2 separate regions of the Homo sapiens genome follow, and region 1 is linked to region 2. The links are chromatin loops, found by intact Hi-C in ENCODE. Cell type or tissue: MCF 10A. All regions are shown on one strand. Each heading gives the region's core, and the rest is flanking DNA. Links, peaks and the distances in the headings are about the cores only.

Region 1 (9,316 bases), core at 2,585-7,584, 190 kb after region 2:
ATCCTGTTCTAGTGATAGTGAGTTAGTTCTCACGAGATCTGATGGTTTTATCTTTTATTTATTTGTTTATTTATCTATTTTTAGATGGAGTCTCACTCTGTTTCTCAGGCTGGAGGGCAGTGGCACGATCTCAGCTCACTGCAACCTCTGCTTCTTGGGTTCAAGCGAGTCTCCTGCCTCAGCCTCCTGAGTAGCTGGGATTACAGGCACCTGTCACCACGCTCGGCTAATTCTTGCATTTTTAGTAGAGATGTGGTTTCACCATGTTGGCCAGGCTGGTCTCGAACTCCTGACCTCAGGTAAACTGCCTGCCGCCTCAGCCTCCCAAAGTGTTGGGATTACAGGCATGAGTCATCGTGCGCAGCCATGAGATCTGATGGTTTTATAAGGGGCTTCCCCCTTTGCTGGGCACTCATTCTTCTCCTTCTTGTTGCCATGTGAGAAAGGAAATGTTTGCTTCCCTTTCTGCCATGATTGTAAGTTTCTGGAGGCCTCCCCAGTCCTGTGGAACTGTGAGTCAATCAATTTTCCTTATAAATTACCCAGTCTTGTGTATGTCCTTATAGCAGCATGAGAACAAACTAATACAGTAAATTTGTACTGCAGAGTAGGGTGCTGCTACAAAGATACCCAAAAATGTGGAAGCAACTTTCGAACTGGGTAACAGGCAGAGGTTGGAATAGTTTGGAGGGCTCAGAAGAAGACTGGAAGATGTAGGAAAGTTTGGAAATTCCTAGAGACTTTTTGAATGTCTTTGACTAAAATGCTGATAGTGATATGGACAATGAAGTCCAGGATAAGGTGGTCTCAGATGGAGATGGGGAACTTGTTGGGAACTGGAGTAAAGTTACTCTTGCTGTGAAAAGAGACTGAGGCATTTTGCCCCTGCCCTAGAGATCTGTGGAACTGTGAACTTGAGAGAGATGATTTATGATATCTGGCAGAAGAAATTTCTAAGTGGCAAAGCATTCAAGAGGAAGCAGAGCATAAAAGTTTGGAAAATTTGCAGCCTGACAATGCAACAGAAAAGAAAAACTTATTTTCTAGGGAGAAATTCAAGCCCAGGGCAGAAATTTGCATAAGTAATTAGGAGCTGAACGTTAATGGCCAACACACTGGGAAAGTGACTCCAGGGCATGTCAGAGAACTTCACCGCAGCCCCTCCTATCATAGGCCCGCAGGCTTCGGAGGAAAAATGGCCCTCTGGGCCTGGCCCAGTGCCCCCCTGCTGTGTACAGACTAGGGACTTGGTGCCCTGTGCTCTAGCCACTCCAGTCGTGGCTAAAAGAGGCTAGGGAACAGCTCAGGTCATGGCTTCAGAGGGTGCAAGCCCCAAGCCTTGGCAGCTTCCACATGGTGTTGAGTGTGCAGATGCACAGAAGTCAAGAACTGAGGTTTGGGAACCTCCACTTAGATTTCAGAGGATGTATGGAAACACCTGGATGTCCAGGCAGAAGTTTGCTGCAGGGACAGGGCCCTCATAGAGAACCTCTGCTAGGGCAATGTGAAAGGGGAATTGTGGGGATGGAGTCCTCACACAGAGTCCCCACTGGGGCACTGCCTAGTGGAGCTGTGAGAAGAGGGCCACTGTCCTCCAGATCCCAGAATGGTAGATCCGCCAACAGGACAGTTTGCAGAGTGCACCTGGAAAAGCTGCAGGCACTCAACACCAGCCCATGAAAGCAGCTGGGAGGAGGGCTGTACCCTCCAGGGCCACAGGGGCAGAGCTGCGCAAGGTCATGGGAGTCTACTTCTTGCATCAGTGTGACCTGGATGTGAGACATGGAGTCAAAGGAGATCATTTTGGAACTTTAAGGTTTAATGATTGCCCTATTGGATTTTGGACTTGGATGGGGCCTGTAGCCCCTTTGTTTTGGGCAATTTCTCCCATTTGGAATGGGTGTATTTACCCAATGCCTGTACCCTCATTGTATCTAGGAAGTAACTAGCTTACTTTTGAATGTACAGGCTCACAGGTAGAAGGGACTTGTCTCAGATGAGACTTGGGACTTGGACTTTTGGGCTAATGCTGGAATGAGTTAAGACTTTGAGGGACTGTTGGAAGGGCATGATTGTGTTTTGAATTGTGAAGACATGAGATTTCAGAGGGGCAAGGGGCAGAATAATATGGTTTGGCTGTGTCCAAACTCAAATCTCATCTTGAATGTAGTTCCCATAATCCCTATGTGTTGTAGGAGGGACCAGGTGGAGATAGTTAAATCATGGGGGTGGTTTCCCCCATCTTGTTCCCATGACAGTGAATTCGTTCTCACAAGATCTGATGGTTTTATAAGGGGTTTCCCCCTTTGCTAGGCACTCATTCTCCTTCCTGCTGCCATGTGAAGAAGGACATGTTTGCTTTCCCTTCTGACATGATTGTAAATTTCCTGAGCCCTCCCAAGCCCTGTGGAACTGTGAGTCAATTAAACCTCTTTTCTTTATAAAATGTATGTCCTTATAGCAGCATGAGAAAGGACTACTACATACACTATGTTTTTTTCCTATACAGTATCAAGCAGGTAGCATGTATAGTGTGAATATATCAGACAAAGGGATGATTCATGTCCAGATTCATGTCCAGGGCAGGACAGAGCAGGATGGTGCAAGATTTCATCATGCTACTCAGAATGGTGTGTAATTTAAAACTGATTAGTTGTCTATTTTTGGAATTTCCACTTAATATTTTTGGACCACTATTGACTGCAGATAACTGAAACTGGAAAGCAAAACAATGGATAAGGGGGGACTACTGTATTTGCTTTTTCTTCCCCATATGTTTCTGTCAGCCTTACCATTTATAGACTTATTAAATGTATTCTCCATCAAGAAGTACCATACAGTATAACTTCTAATTGAGAAAGTTAAAAATAAGAAAATGGATTAAAGTTGATGGGATTACTGACTTTACCATGTATCTCATGATACATGGTAGCAGTCTGCCTTATAAAACTATAAGATGGGATACCAAATATTCAACTATGATGCCAGCCAGAAGTTAACACGTTGTGCAGTTGGGGTGCTAGCATATGAAATATGGTATGTGGTCTGAAGCTGTGACAATTTTATGGTACCAATGCTTCCATGGCCTGAATGCATGAATTTAGCAATTAAGGGGCAGAACTGGAATGACACCTCTCATAAAATCACATAGTGGCTGAATCACAGAAGCTTGCATCACACTCCAGTCCCCCTGGGCTCTGCTGGTTTAGGGGGTCTTAGAGGCCAAAGGAGGGTTGCTTCCACAGGGTACCAAGTAAACACTGGCTTAATTGCATTGGAAACTGAGTTTGCCACTTTTTCGTTTCCAATTCTAAAACCACAGGATGAAAAGTCAAAAGAAGACTATGATATGACAGAAATGATGATTCTAGCTATAATGGGGAAACAGTGTTGCTATTATGCAATAGGATCAAGAAGGGTGTTGGTAGAAATCCAGCAATCCTCTGGGGTGCTTCTTAATACTGCCATGTCCAGCATCAAAAGTTAAAGGAAATCCACAGCAACCCAGTATGGGAAGAATGATCAAGGGACAGCTTTCTCAGGATCAAGGTATAGGTAAATCCTTGGTTGAGGGGAAAAGAAACTTGAAATTGATAATAGAGGAGTTGAGTCATCAGTGCAAATACAGCACCAAGACGAATTATAGAAATAAGACTGTAACACCTACCCATATTTTCTTTCATGTATATATGTATAAATCTTAACTGTTTTTCCTACCTTGTATCTCCGTTCTATTATTTCTTTATTAATAGTGGCTTTTACAAATTAGTCCATAGTTTACAGAATATTGAGACAATACCATGGCACAATTCCAGAATAATTGGATATCTTCCAGAATGCCTGAATTTTGATCTGGATGAAACTTCAACTGGTCCCTTTTATATGAGGAAGAATAGTTACTTTAAGTTAAGTAGGAACATTTTTTTTTCCTGGAACTTTAAGCATGGGGAGAAGCTTGTAAGTTGGTGTTGAGCTGCCGGAAGTTTGGCTTATAGTGGACATTCGTGATTCATTTTGACTGTATGGCAACCAAGTCCCATTCTATACTCTATTTGAGAATTCCTACTCATGAATCTTGGTGTGGGGCAAAAAGAGTCTATCGCTAATGAGGCTAACAATGCCAGACATTTAACAGCTTCTTTTGAAGACAGTTTATTGTCATGAGACTTAGTTAGGTTCAGAACTGGACTTTAAGGGTTAGTGATGGAAGAAATCAAGAACAGGGGTCTTTTTTCTTGTGACTATGGCAAAGACACCTATTAATATTACTTCCTTATAAACAATAAAGCTAAACTTAGTGTGAAACTTTCAGATTTTATCCTGAAATTGGGCTCTCCAGCCCTGCCAATGTGTTTACAAATTATTCACTATCCTTTTAATAAATTCCTTTCCTGCTTAACTCCAGCTAGAGTTGCTAGAAACCATGATATCAACTACCATAGCATTTGTTGAGGCATTTCCCAATATTTTACTACTGTTATGAATTCCTTTTTAAAAATTCTTTTTAAACAACCCCTTTACAAATATTTATTTTTAAAAGTCAGCCATGGACCTCGTACTTTAAAATATTTTAATATTAAGTAAAATGCATTCGTTAACATTACCACTTCTAGGAGCCCCAGGTTGAGGATCACCAGCATAAGATAAACCAAGCATATATTGTGCAGCAACATCTCATTAATTCAAATGAAATGGGAAAGATTGTCTATATCAATGTGAAATACTCACTTTTAAAACAATGAGGTTTTATTATTTCCAATTACTTACAGCAAGTAACTGCATCTAACTACCATCAAAGCATTACTAGAAATGTTAGAAATCTACTAGAAATAACTAGAAATCTGCCAAGCTAGATATATAGAGTACATGTTAGTATAATCAAGTTTTATTTTGTTGGAAGGGACCTGTATTATTCAGGATTCTTTCTGTTTCAAATAATTTTTAAAAACTGAACTCAAACTGGCTTAAAAATGAAAGGGAATGTCTTGACACACAGAACTTAAAAATCCAGAGGTTAATCTGGCTTCAGACATTATTAGATGTATGGGCTAAAAAAAGAGCCAGGACTCAGTCTCCCTCTCTCCACTGCTTGGCTATAGTTTCCTCTGTATTGGTGTCATTCTCAGGCAAGCCCTACCCGACTTGCTAGCAAGATAGTTGCCAGAAGTTCTGGGCCTACCTCTTACCCTTTCAGCAACCTGTAAAGGAAACGATTTCTTTTTCCCAATAGTTTCCTTAAAAGTCTTAGGACTGCTTCAAATTTTCCGAGCGTGGACCATGTGCCCTTTCTTGGCCAACGAGATAAAAGTCACTGAATGTCTATATAAGGATCAGATGCCCATTTCTGGAAGCTGAGGATGATTTTAGCTCTACCATACCTTGTAGAAATGGGGGAGAGGTGGTTCAACAAAGAACAATGGGATGCTGTTACCAGAAGAAGGAATAAGATGCTGGCCAGGTGAAAAGACCAATTTCACGAGAGAACCTTAAATTACCAGCGCCACCTGGTGCATCAAAACTCCTCTGAAGCCGGGCGCAGTGGTTCACACCTGTAATCTCAGCACTTTGGGTGGTTGAGGCAGGAGCATTGCTTGAGCCCAGGGGTTGGAGACCAGCCTGGGGAACATAGGGAGACCAACCCCTCCCCCTACCCCAACACACCTCTACAGAAGATTTAAAAATTAGCCAGGCATGGTGGTGCACGCCTGTCATCCCAGCTAACTGCAAGGCTGAGATTGGAGGATTGGTTGGGCCTGGGAGGCTGAGGCTGCAGTGAGCTGTGATTGTGCCACTGCACTCCATCCTGGGTGACAGAGTGAGACCCTGTCTCAAAAACAAACAAACAAACAAACAAACAAAATTCCTCTGTAACACTACTGATGGCTACTGAGCTTCTACTTGTATACTTCCCATACTGATATATTTTCTATTCTATTCAGCAACTTATTCTGTTGCCAGTAAGTGTTAAAGTTCTTCCTTATGTGGAATTAAAATTTGCTTCCTTGGATTTTAAAAACATCTATCTGTTTATGCTCTGCTCCGTGGAGTTCAGCACGTGCCCATTCCTACTTAAAAATGACACTCCTTACAGTGTTTGAAGTCAGATTTCATACAAATAATGCACCCCATTTCTCAAATGACTCTTTTTCTCCAGAACCTTTATTATCTTGGACACTTTTCCCCAAGACATTTTCTTGCTCATTGATGTTGCCATAAAATATACTTCTATAAAAGAACATACTTGGAAGATAAATAAAACAAGGAAATGAGAGTACACCATGAAATACAGAAATCATTTTGTTAACTGTGACCCATCTCTCTAAATGCAGCCTGATTTGGTTAGAAGAGCAATCCTTGGATTTGGAAGTAGATAAAATGCAATGTCCTGCTTTCTTTTTCTTTTTTCTTTTTTGTCTTGACTAGAGTGACTGTAGTCTGGTTTACCCAAGACAGTCTCAAATTATCCATTTTGGGCTAGTGTAATTATTATGGTGTCCCCCTTCTCTTTCAAAACCTTATTTTGGTCACGCTAGTCTTGAACCACTATCTGCATATACTGTTCATAGTTTGAGATAAATCATACCACAAGTTTTGGCTATGTGCCAGAGGTAGCAAAACCTACAACCTGTTCAGTTTTTGGATTTCATCCAGGTCAGATGTGCTGATTGAGTCAAGGAGTTTCCATGCTGGACAAGTATGTACTTTTGGTTGATCAGTGCTAGATAATAATGCTTCAAAACTTTGTCTAGGTAGTCTAATTATTCAGAGGACTGTGTGATATTTGTGACATTGCCAGATGGAGCACGTTCAAGGAGAAAGACAACTATGCAGCCACAAGAAACCCACACTATCACCTTGTGCTTGAGGAAATGGTGTTTTATCATCACGTTGTTAATCGATTGACAATACAATTACTTACAGTTCATTTATGCTGGAATAAATGTAATTACCGATATATTTAGGATTATGTCTATCAGTTTGTTATTTGTTTCCTATTTGTTCAAGCAGTTCTATGTTTCTTTAAAAATGTAAAGAAGACATGTTGATCCACTGATTAATGTTTCAATGGCCTTATTTTCTTGAATAGCTATTGGAGTGTTCAAAATAGAAATAGACCACATTCCAAACATGATGTATCACTATAGTGGTTTCAGAGCAAGGGCAGATTGAGTGAGCTATGTGTAAGGGTACCCAGAAAATTTATCACCAAGAATGAAACAATTTTGAGAGTGAGAGAGGGTGCTATTAATAATTATTCTGGAATGACAGGTGTAAACCAGGACAATTCCAGGCACACAAAGATGTATAGTGACCCTAAACAAACATGTATTTATTGTATAATTAATTGTTTCCTATTAGGGAGCTGTGCACAAGAATTCTGATCATGGAAGCTGGCGATAGGAAACTTGTTGTATTTGCTGTATTAAGTGTGTACCTTAAATAATAAACAAGTTCTATGATTAGGATTTGGTCCAAGCAAATTAAATGTCTAGAATTTACACATCCAGAAATTATACATGTACTGTATCATTTGTAGGCATCAAGATTAGTAAGTATTACATGAATCAGGTCTTAAATAGTTTGGGAAAAGTACAAGTTGTTTTGAGATACCTCAATCCTTCTTCATTCCCATTACTAATCATGAAAACAACACAAATGTTTTTGTTTTCTTCTTGACTTGGGTCACATTCCATTGTGGGGTGATGTAAGAGTTTTAGCCAAGCATAGAATAGTAATGAGCAATTTGGGAGATTCAGTTCTAAAACCTTGCCTAGGGTCACACACAACTAGCACTTAGAATCTAAGAACATGGAACCATTTGACTTGTAAGGTTAATTGTATACCTGTTGACTTTGGGCATATTTTCTAAGGTTAAACTGGAAAAACAAAGAGTCGGCTATGGTCCACTTGTTCAAGAAAAAAAAAATGCAAGCCCATGAGTCTTCTAGTATTTTTCCTATCCCATTGAAATATACAAGCGACCATAGGTTTCCTCTGCAAACAGCTGAGGCCTCTTGACTTCTGCTTCTAAGCCAGTAGTTTCCAGCTTGGATGCACATTAGAATCATCTAGGGGGACCCTAAGAAATCCTGATGTGGCCAGGCACAGTAGCACACGCCTGTAAATCCCAGCACTTTGAAAGGTCGAAGTGGGCAGATCACGAGGTCAAGAGTTTGAGACCATCCTGGCCAACATCGTGAAACGCCTTCTTTACTAAAAATACAAAAATTAGCTGGGTGTGGTGGCGCATGCCTGTAGGCTCAGCTACTCAGGAGGCTGAGGCAGGATAATCTCTTGAACCCGGGAGGCGGAGGTTGCAGTGAGCTGATATTGCGCCACTGCACTCCAGCCTGGCGACCGAGCGAGATTCCGTCTCAAAAAAAAAAAAAAAAAAAGTCCTGATGCATGAGCCATACCTCAGATCAATTAAATTATCATCTCTGGTGGTGGAACCTAGGCATCTGCATTTTTTAAACACTGGAGATAATTCCAATGTGCAGGCAAGGTTGAGAACCATTGTTGTAGTTTCAGCTCCATCCCCAGCTCTGCAACCATTAAGAGCTAATTTGAGGAGTTCTAGTCCAGTGCTGCAAGATGTCTGAAAGATTCAAAATCGAGTTACAAAGCTAGTCTGACTTACCAGTTCCAGTAACTAAATTTTTAAGAGTTACAGGCTAAAGTAAGAAAAAGAAGAATAATTGGATTTGGATTTAGCTAGGCTTTATTTTATTTTTTTTTTGACATCTTTTTTTGAGACAGAGTCTCACTCTATTGCCCAGGCTGGAGTGCAGTGGCATGATCTCAGCTCACTGCAATCTCTGCCTCCCGGGTTCAAGCGGTTCTCCTGCCTCAGCCTCCTGAGTAGCTGGGATTACAGGTGTGTGCCACCACACCTGGCTAATTTTTGTATTTTTAGTAGATATGGGGTTTCACCATGTTGGCCAGGCTGGTCTTGAACTCCTGATCTCAAGTGATCCACTCACCTCTGTCTCCCAAAGTGTTGAAATTACAGGTGTGAGCCACCACACCCGACATAGGTAGGCTTTATTTTTAAACCAGAATCACGAATTTAAATTAGCTGTATGGCCTTCGACAAGTTTACATATTCTCACTGAGCCTCAGCTTTCTGATCTGTAAAATGGACCAATAACATCTGTTGCCAGACTGCTACTATTGCTTTCCTTCTTAATGAAACCGAACCACTGCTTCCGTTTAACCTGGTTTTGGAAGCTCCCACTTCTAAAAACATCTGTATTTCTATCTTGATAACTTTATATTCTAGAACCTGGCCTCTGCCTTGTTGATGTGGATGCCT
Region 2 (9,316 bases), core at 2,815-7,814:
GCATGGTGGCTCACGCCTGTAATCCCAACACTTTGGGAGGTGGGTGGATCACTTGAGGTCAGGAGTTCAAGACAAGCCTGGCCAACATGGTGAAACCCCATCTCTACTAAAAATACAAAAAGTTAGCTGGGCATGGTGGTATGTGCCTGTAATCCCAGCTACTCAGGAGGCTGAGGCACAAGAATCACTTGAACCCGCAAGGTGGAGGTTGCAGTGAGCCAAGATCACGTTATTGCACTCCAGCGTGGGCAATAGAGCAAGACTCAGTCTCAAAAAAAAAAAAAAAAAAAAAAAGAATGACTATATCACAAAGTTTTTCAAGTGCACTGTGTTAATTTGCATACTTAAATTAACTGTGAAGTTTAAGTGATGCAATCTTAAAAAGCAACTGCATACTACACTGGGCACACTGCCCATAGGGTAGCCCTGCTCTGCAAGGAGCAGTGAAAAAAAAAAGGCAACTATAGAATGTCATTGTATAAAGGGATATCAGTGAACTGGCTGGAAGCTGGGGCTTCTTTGTCTTGGACTGTTTGCATAACAAACACATTTTTTTCCTTATTCTATTTATTTATTTATTTTTGAAATGGGGGTCTTGCTATGTTGCCCAGGCTGGTCCCTAACTCCTGGCTTCAAGCAATCCTCCTGTCTCAGCCTCCTAGACTACTGGGAGCCATTGCACCCAGACTACTTTTCTTTAAATTGTAAATTTACTTGGGTCAGGTGGGGTAGACCATGCCAGTAATCCCAACACTTTGAGAAGTCAAGGCAGGAAGATTACTTGAAGGCAGGTATTCGAGACCAGCCTGGGCAACATAGTGAGTCCCCATCTCTACGAAAAAACAAAACAAAACAAAAAATCAGCCAGGTATGAAGGCACATACCTGTAGTCCTAGCTACTCAGGAGGCTGAGGCAGGAGGATCACTTGCGCTCAGGAGTTTGAGGCTACAGTGAGCTATGGTCATGTCACTGCACCCCAGTCTAGAAAACAGAGTGGGACCCTGTCTCTAAAAAAAAAAAAATGTATAGATTGTGATTGGAATTTACTTGGAATTGGTTTCCAGGATGAAAGGAAGAAATGCTATAGATTACAGAAGAATATAAAGTCTCCTCCTCAAAGCTTCCCTTTATGCCCACACTATAGCAGGTAAAAGGGTCAGAGTACCAAAGAACCTAAGCTCAATACTGTAGGGGACCAACCTAACCTCTCTGATCATCATTCATTTATAGAATAGTCATTGAACACCAACTATGCAAAAAGCTCCTGCTAGACGCTGGAGATAGACACAAAAACCTTCCTGTTTGTAAAATGGATATAATTATGTGCCTTAAAGCAAGCATTCTGAATACACAGATAGGCTTCAAGACATTCCGCTGAAAAATATTTGTTGATTAAACCAATATTTCTCAAATACCTTCTATGTACCAAGCCCAGTGCCAAGCCACAGGCTTACAGCAAAAAACAAACACTAGATAAATTTGATGAACTCATAGGACCTACAGTATATAAAGGATACAGACATTTAATGGTAAACAAAGAAGTAAAACAATTATAGACGTTTCTAAGTACTAAGAAGAAAATGAGTACAATGCTGTGATAAAGAGAATAACAAAGGCCTTAGAAATTTTTGATTTTTGAGTTATAATTTGTCAGGAACAAATTTTTCTGAGGAGGTTTCATTTCAGCTGAGACCTGAGAGGAAAGATACAGAAAGTATTAAAAAAGATGATAGCAAGTGCAAAATCCTTTTGTGAGAAAGAACTTGATCTAGCTTTCAAAACTGCCAGCATGACCAACAGATATAAGGCAGAATGGAAATGGGGTCAGAGACAGAAGCAGGTGCAGGTCATGTAAAGCTTTAAGAACATGAAGATAAAATTAGAGAGTTAAAAAAATTAGAGTTGAGGCTGACTCCCAATTTTCTGATTATAAAGGATTGATGGTTACATGTAATTTGCAGAGAAAATGGAGACTGAGGAAAAGACAAGTTTGGGTCTATAATCTAAAATTTTACTGGTATATATTAGCTTGAGGTATGTACAAAAGCCCTAGTGGGAATGTCAAAAAGGCATGTAGGTATATGCATCTGGAGTTCAGAGGAGAGGTTTTGACTGAAGAAATACTTTGGGAGATTACTTAGCCTATAGGAATACTTTAGGGGAATCTTTAGCCTACAGGATTGCAGGTTCTGAGATTATCAGGGAAGAGTGCTACATTGTTCAATGAATATTTGCTGAATGAATAAATGAACAACTCATTTAAAATGTAAGTCATAAGAAAGAGAGACAAAATTTAAATCTTGACTGTGCCACTTGTAAGCTGTATGACCTTCTGTAAATCACTTAACAACAGTGAGCTCAATTTTCTCATCTGTGAAAAGGGAAACAATAATAACCAGCTCGCTTGGTTGGTTTTAGGATTAATGAAATTACAGTTATAAAGTGCTTAACAGTGAATGGCACACAACAGCCTCCAGTAGATGTTAACTTTCCTCCACTTGACTTCCACAATACCCAGTGCTGTAGGTGAAACTTCCTACTGCACCTTTACCAAGCAGCTCCTCTCCCCTTCTGCCTTTCTCCCTCCTTTCCTTTGCTTCCTTCCGTTACTGACTTGTGCGTGCTCTCTCTTTATCTTTCTGTGTGTGTGTGTGTGTGTGTGTGTGTGTGTGTGTGTGTGTGTGTGTATGTGTATGTGTCTTTCTGTTAAAACCCATTGAGTGCCTGCTACCTATATGTATAATGCTTCTCTTGGACACTGAAGATACAGCAGTGAACAAAAGTGTAGTAGCACAGAACACAAGCAATCTTGTGGTTTACATTACCCTAAAAATAGAATTAAACCAAAGACCCACTTAATCTAATTAACAATGATAAAAGTGAGTCACTACAAAAGAAAAAAAAATGACTTAAAAGCAGCCATAAAGAATGAAATCTTGTCCTTTGCAGCAACATGGATGGATCTGGAGGCCATTATCCTAAGAGAATGATCTCAGAAAACAGAAAACCAAATACCACATGTTCTGACTTATAAGTGAGAGCTAAACAATGGGTACACATGGACATAAAGATGGAAAGAATAGACACTGGGGACTCCAAAAGGAAGGAGGGTAGGACGGGAGCAAGGATTGAAAAAGTTACCTATCAGGTACAATGCTCACTATTTGGATAATGGGTACGCTAGAAGCCCAATCCCCACCACTACAAAACATGCGCATATAACAGACACATGTACCCCAGAATCTAAAATAAAATAATTTATTTTTTTAAATTGTCAGTAAAAAGAAGAGAAGCAAAGAAGTTTCCACTAGTTTCTAGAGAGGTAACTAAAAAATTCCACCAATATGAACTCTTCCCTCCCTTGGCATTTTGTTTACCCCATGCTGTGCCCCACCGAGTTGCTTCCTGGATTGTGAAAAGAAGCTCTAAGGAAAGAACGAGGAAGTATACAACTTAATGCAGAGCAACAATCACAGAAGCACTTTAATCAGGAGACACAGGAAACTTTTATCTTGAAAAGCTGAAAAGAAAAAGACTAAAAAAAGTGTTAATCCAGTTTTTCTGTCATAGCTTAATATGAGCAATTGCAATCATTCTGTTAAAATAAACGGCTTTCTCACAAAACTTGAGCATTTATGTCCTTAACCTCTTAGACACTTGTCCAGCAGTAAAGCTGGGACAACACTTCCCATTGGAAAGATGGTTGCGGAAATTCATTGAGGCCATCCACTGAAAGCATCTAGAACAGCCCTGGGTACAAAGCAGACAATTTTTTTTTATTATTATTATACTTTAAGTTCTAGGGTACATGTGTACAACGTGCAGGTTTGTTACATATGTATACATGTGTACACGTGTACAACAGCACATGTTGGTGTGCTGCACCCATTAACTCATCATTTACATTAGGTGTATCTCCTAATGCTATCCCTCCCACCTTCCCCCACCCCACGACAGGCCCCGGTGTGTGATGTTCCCCACCCTGTGTCCAAGTGTTCTCATTGTTCAATTCCCACCTATGAGTGAGAGCATGTAGTGTTTGGTTTTCTGTCCTTGCGATAGTTTTCTCAGAATGATGGTTTCCGGCTTCATCCATGTCCCTACAAAAGACATGAACTCATCCTTTTTTATGGCTGTATAGTATTCCATGGTGTATATGTGCCATATTTTCTTAATCCAGTCTATCATTGATGGACATTTGGGTTGGTTCCAAGTCTTTGCTATTGCAAAGCAGACAATTAACAATGTCACTACCAGCTCCTTCCCCTCTCCCTCTTGCATTTTTAAAATAAATTCTGATATTCACACACACACACGCACCCCTAGCTCAATCTTTTACAGAATTGTGAAAAAATAAATTTAGATTTTATTGAGCACGTCTAATTTCTTTTGGGGAAAGAGTCTTCTCTTGTATTAAGAAAAAGATAGCAGATTTATGTCTATAATGCTTTCATAAATAAATCAAATGCAAGTATAAAAGAACCTACTCAAGACTGAAATTCTGTCATATAACAATAGGTAACATAACAGAAATCTGTCTTTGATTTGTCTTCTCAAGTTCTGGAAATCAACATTTTAAATAATTTTATTTATTAATAGTGTTTATTGGAAAGTGCAGAGTAATTCACTTCTTAGTCATAAAAGAGAAGCTGAAAAGTTGATATTTGGCCACCAGATGGCGCCAAACCCCTAAATATTTTTGTGCCAGGCATTCAAAGCGCTCAAAAGTTAATTTAGAGCTAAAGGTTAGGCACTTGTTTATTGACTTTTATGCTTATATGTACAGCCATCTTGGAGAATCATAAAAAATAATTTCCCACAGATCACGACTCCTTTATGTGACCCTACCACATTCTTGCTTTGCTGTTGTCATTCTAATATATCTAGTTGAAAAAGTACTTTTCACCACCAGACCCTCACCACATAAGCTTAGTGAAGAATTTATTCATTAAACATTAAACCATGAATGATAAAAAAGTGTTAAATAAAATTTCTCCCAGCTCTCAAGTTTTAGTTATTTTAAATCCAAAACAACCCTGTAAAAACTGATTCAAACCAGCTTTCTAGGATCATTAAAGTTTGGGATAGAAAGTAAAACTGTTTCAGATGTATTAACGGGACATGGAAATTTCATTCTTAAGTACTGTGCATAGCTGCTTCTTTCCAAAGAAGTTACCCTTCATATGTGTCTTCTTCTCAACCTGCCAATCTCAGTACTGTGTATTTTTAAATCTGTTCTACATGTTTCTGGATGATACTATAAGATTTTGAGTTGTCATCTCATTGAAATGATTTCATTTTCAACATTCTATTTTTTATTTTTAAATGTAGGATACAGAATATACTGAAATTATAGATATTTGACATTTTAAGTTAATAAGTTAGAAATAATCAAAAAGAATATTAGAAATTTTCATTAAGAATTGAAACATATCAATATTGATAGGTTATGCAGTTATAATCTACAACTTCCAAAACCTCAGAAAATTAAAAAACAAAAGTTTATTTCTTGCTCACACTCCAACTTCACTGCAGGTCATTTTGGGCTCCTCCACATCAAACTCACTCTAGGAACCCAACTAAGGGGTCAGTCACCAACTGGAATATTCCTAGTTTCTATAACACAGAAGAAAAGAGCTAGAAAATACATACTTGCCCAAAAAGCTTCCATCTGGAAGTGACACATCACTTTCACTCACCTCTCTTTGGACAAATTAGTCACATGGGTACACCAAACACCAGTGGACCTGGAAAGTAGAAACCTGGAAATAGATGATGAAGAGTTGCTATAATTCATAAATATTAAATCATTATACCCATATATAACAATGTTTTGGGGCTACTATGATAAAAAAAATTTTATAAGAGTTTCTATGTCCTTACCAAATCTTCTTTGTATTTTCAATCTATGTAGGGTAAAAGATTAAAGAAAATGTAAAAAGTTCTTCTTTTTACAGATATTAAAACTGGAGAGAAAAGACATATTTGAAAAATAAAAATTCTTGGGACAACCAATGCCAGAAATTTTGACAAATATTCTCATAAGTGCTAAAGCAGATGAGTGAGGAAGCACAAGGTGTTAGTTAAAGAGTAACTGAAAGCAAGGAGATTTTATCTGGGTGTCACCAGAAGTGCAGCATTTGTATTGAAGTAGCTGGAGGACATTAGAAAAAACAGACAGACAGACAGGAATAAATGAGGATGTTAAGGAAGAATTTTACAAAATCTCTACTAAGTTTCCCAGATCAGCAAACATTTTCAGAGACAGAGAGAGAGAGAGAGAGAGAGAGAGAGAGAGTGTGTGTGTGTGTGTGTGTGTGTGTTGGAGAGAAGTGGGACGGGTGGGATAGTGGAAAGAAATCAATCCTCAAAGTTGCCAACTCACTTTTCCCAAGGAAAATTTTTTTAAAATTCTTCCATCAACTATCAACTCAATTTTATGAAGAATATTTTATCACAAAAAGCTAAAATAATATTGGAATTTTAATTTTGAATAATTTTAGCTTTATACAACCCTAACTTTATCATGTTACTGTGGACCAGTAAAAACTTTGTCACAAGCCAGTTTCTGTGAATAGCTGACCTGAAATGGAAAGTCCAAATTGAGATTAATAATTTCATCCAGTTGGCAATGAACAACTACTGTACATCTTTAAGTAGAGAGCTGCCTAGAATTGGGGGATGGAGCTGGAAGAAGGAATCTAGAAGAAGTGAGAACTTCCAAAATGACCCTGATGTAACCCTGAAACTTATGGGGACCTAGATTAGGATGCAGACAGAGAAAAAGGAGAGGAGTATTTTAGAAGGAAAACCAAAAGGAAACCTTAAAAATAAGCCTATTTTCCCACTGGAGGAAAGGTTTAGTTTGTTTTGGTTTGGTTTGGTTTTAATGGTTTGTATAACAAACAGAGTTCTTAAATGTCTAACACATCAAAATGGTCCATAGATCTTGAAAAAATGCTACATAAACAAAGATATAATCCAGTAATGAGAAAGAACAGTATTTCAACATCTTCCGCGGGTTAGGGGCTATTACTTAAACCTTCATCTGGTAGACTTGACCCCTGGGGAAGGCAGCAAACTGATCTTGTTTATGTAACTCTGATCTCACTTTTGTTTTTACTTTTATCATGACCCATTCAACCACGCAGCTACATGAAAACAATACTGAGGAACAGCCATGTACTAAAGTATGAGATGGTTATTTGTACCTTTGCAACTCTGAAGAAGGAAAGCATTACTTAGCTTAGACTACAAGTATTTATCAAGAATTATTGAAACTGGCCAGGCGCAGTGGCTCACGCCTGTAATCCCAGCACTTTGGGAGGCCGAGGTGGGTGAATCACCTGAGGTCAGGAGTTCGGGACCAGCCTGGCCAACATAGTGAAACCCCCGTCTCTACTAAAAATATGAAAATTAGTCGGGGTGGTGGCAGGAACCTGTAATCCCAGCTATTCGGGAGGCTGAGGCATGAGAATTGCTTGAACCCAGGAGGCGGGGTTGCAGTGAGCCGAGATCATGCCACTGCACTCCAGCCTGGGCCACAGTGTGAGACTCTGTCTCAAAAAAAAAAAAGAAGAAGAAGAATTTATTAAACTAAGAGCATATTTTATCTGCAAGTAGTTTTAACCTAAGTAAATCACAGTACTTTTCTTTGTAGTAAAATAATACTTTATTTTTCTGGGGAAAAAAACCTTGTCTGCATTAATTAACTTTTAAAACATACTTCTTTATATAGGGCATTCTTCTCCACCGCAAATAAATCAACAGATGGCATCATTTTTTTAAGATGACTAAAAATCCAACATCCAATCAAATTCATTATATTGTTATGCATCATTTTGGAAAATGCCTACTGCCATATGTTTTTAAACAATAACAATAGTAAATTTCCCCTCTGTTTTAAATGTAAAATATTTCAAGCTCACCAAAACATTCAGGGAATAATAGAAATATCCAGGCCAGGAGCAGTGGCTCACGCCTGTAATCCCAGCACTTTGAGAGGCCGAGGCAGACAGATCACCTGAGGTCAGGAATTCGAGACCAGCCTGGCTAACATGGCAAAATTCTGTCTCTACTAAAAATACAAAAATTAGCTGGGCATGGTGGCAGGCGCCTGTAATCCCAGCTACTCGGGAGGCTGGGGCAGGAGAATCACTTGAACTCAGGAGGTGGAGGTTGCAGTGAGCCAAGTTTGCGCCATTGCATTCTAGCTTGGGTGACAAGAGCAAAACTCCTTCTCAAAAAAAAAAAAAAGAAAGAAAGAAAAAAAGAAAAAAAATCTAAGTACCTCCCGTAAGTTTTAAACATAAAACAGAAAATAAAATAATCTGGGCACCTCCACATACACACTAATCAGATTTTTTTTCCCATCCCAGAGATAAATACTATCTCAATTTGATGTGTGTCATTATTATCACACATGCTGTTGTGACTTTGCTACATATGTAAGCATCCATAAGCAATATACAATACTGTCTGGAACATTTTAAAACTTTATATATAGCCTTTCCCATGTTCATTTTTTCACTCAACATAACGTTGAGATTTAGCCACAGGTTGACACATATAACTATGGTTCATTCATATTTTCCATCACATAAAATTTACTTAATCATTCCCCTGTTTAACAATTAGATATTTTTCCATAGTTGTATTATGAACAATGCTGCCATCACTGTCTTGTCCCAATCTTCTTGTATGCACATGCAACACTTTCTCTAAATTCCACATCATCGCCCTGTACAGCCTCTCACCAGCAGTATAAGTTCTTTCTTCTCCTCCACACCAACACATCCTTTTATGAAATTTTCTGATTTCATGCAATCTGATGTGTATGAAATGATGTTGCATAAAGATTTTAATTTCTTTTTTCCTGATTACCAGGGAGATTAAGCATCTTTGCCTCTTCATCTCTTTACCTGTTTCTCTATTGAGTTGATTAAGTTTTTTGTTTGTTTGTTTTTGGAGACAGGGTCTCACTCTGTTGTGCAGGCTGGAGCGCAGTGGCATAATCATAGCTCACTTCAGCCTTGATTTCCCGGGCTCAAGCGGTCCTCCCACCTAAGCCTTTCGAGTAGCTGGGACCACAGGCACAAGCCACTGCCCAGCTAATTTTTCAATTTTTTATAGAGGTGAAGTCTCATTGTGCTGCCCAGGCTGGTCTCAACCTCCTAGGCGCAAGCGATCCTCCAGTCGGCCTCCCAAAGTTCTGGGATTACAGGCATGAGCCACCACACCAGGCCTTTTATTTCTAATTTTGTAGGTATCTCTATATATTTGCAATATCATTTCTTTGAAAGTCAATAATAAGCG

What was found. A loop is a pair of places that touch in the nucleus more often than their neighbours do. Peaks named below come from ENCODE experiments on the same cell type or tissue, not always from the same donor. Only the 100,000 strongest peaks of a DNase experiment are listed, where the experiment ranks them.
Region 1: it touches region 2 in a loop (8-fold over the local background); 19 of 110 quality-filtered maps call a loop at or near these places.

Annotation. Positions count from the first base shown.
Region 1 is chr5:91,222,480-91,231,795 of GRCh38, reverse strand. All of the region lies in intron 3 of LOC107986432 (a long non-coding RNA gene), which reads left to right. Among named protein-coding and RNA genes, the nearest start is that of LUCAT1, 87 kb to the left of the region's middle. In MCF 10A, for the core only: a CTCF peak has its summit at 5,513 (motif pointing left); a DNase peak (open chromatin) is centred at 5,505.
Region 2 is chr5:91,415,156-91,424,471 of GRCh38, reverse strand. ARRDC3-AS1 (ARRDC3 antisense RNA 1) reads right to left here. Exons shown (of 3, transcript NR_027435.1): 2 at 5,701-5,763; 3 at 3,757-5,617. Among named protein-coding and RNA genes, the nearest start is that of ARRDC3, 36 kb to the right of the region's middle. In MCF 10A, for the core only: a CTCF peak has its summit at 4,689 (motif pointing right); a DNase peak (open chromatin) is centred at 4,681.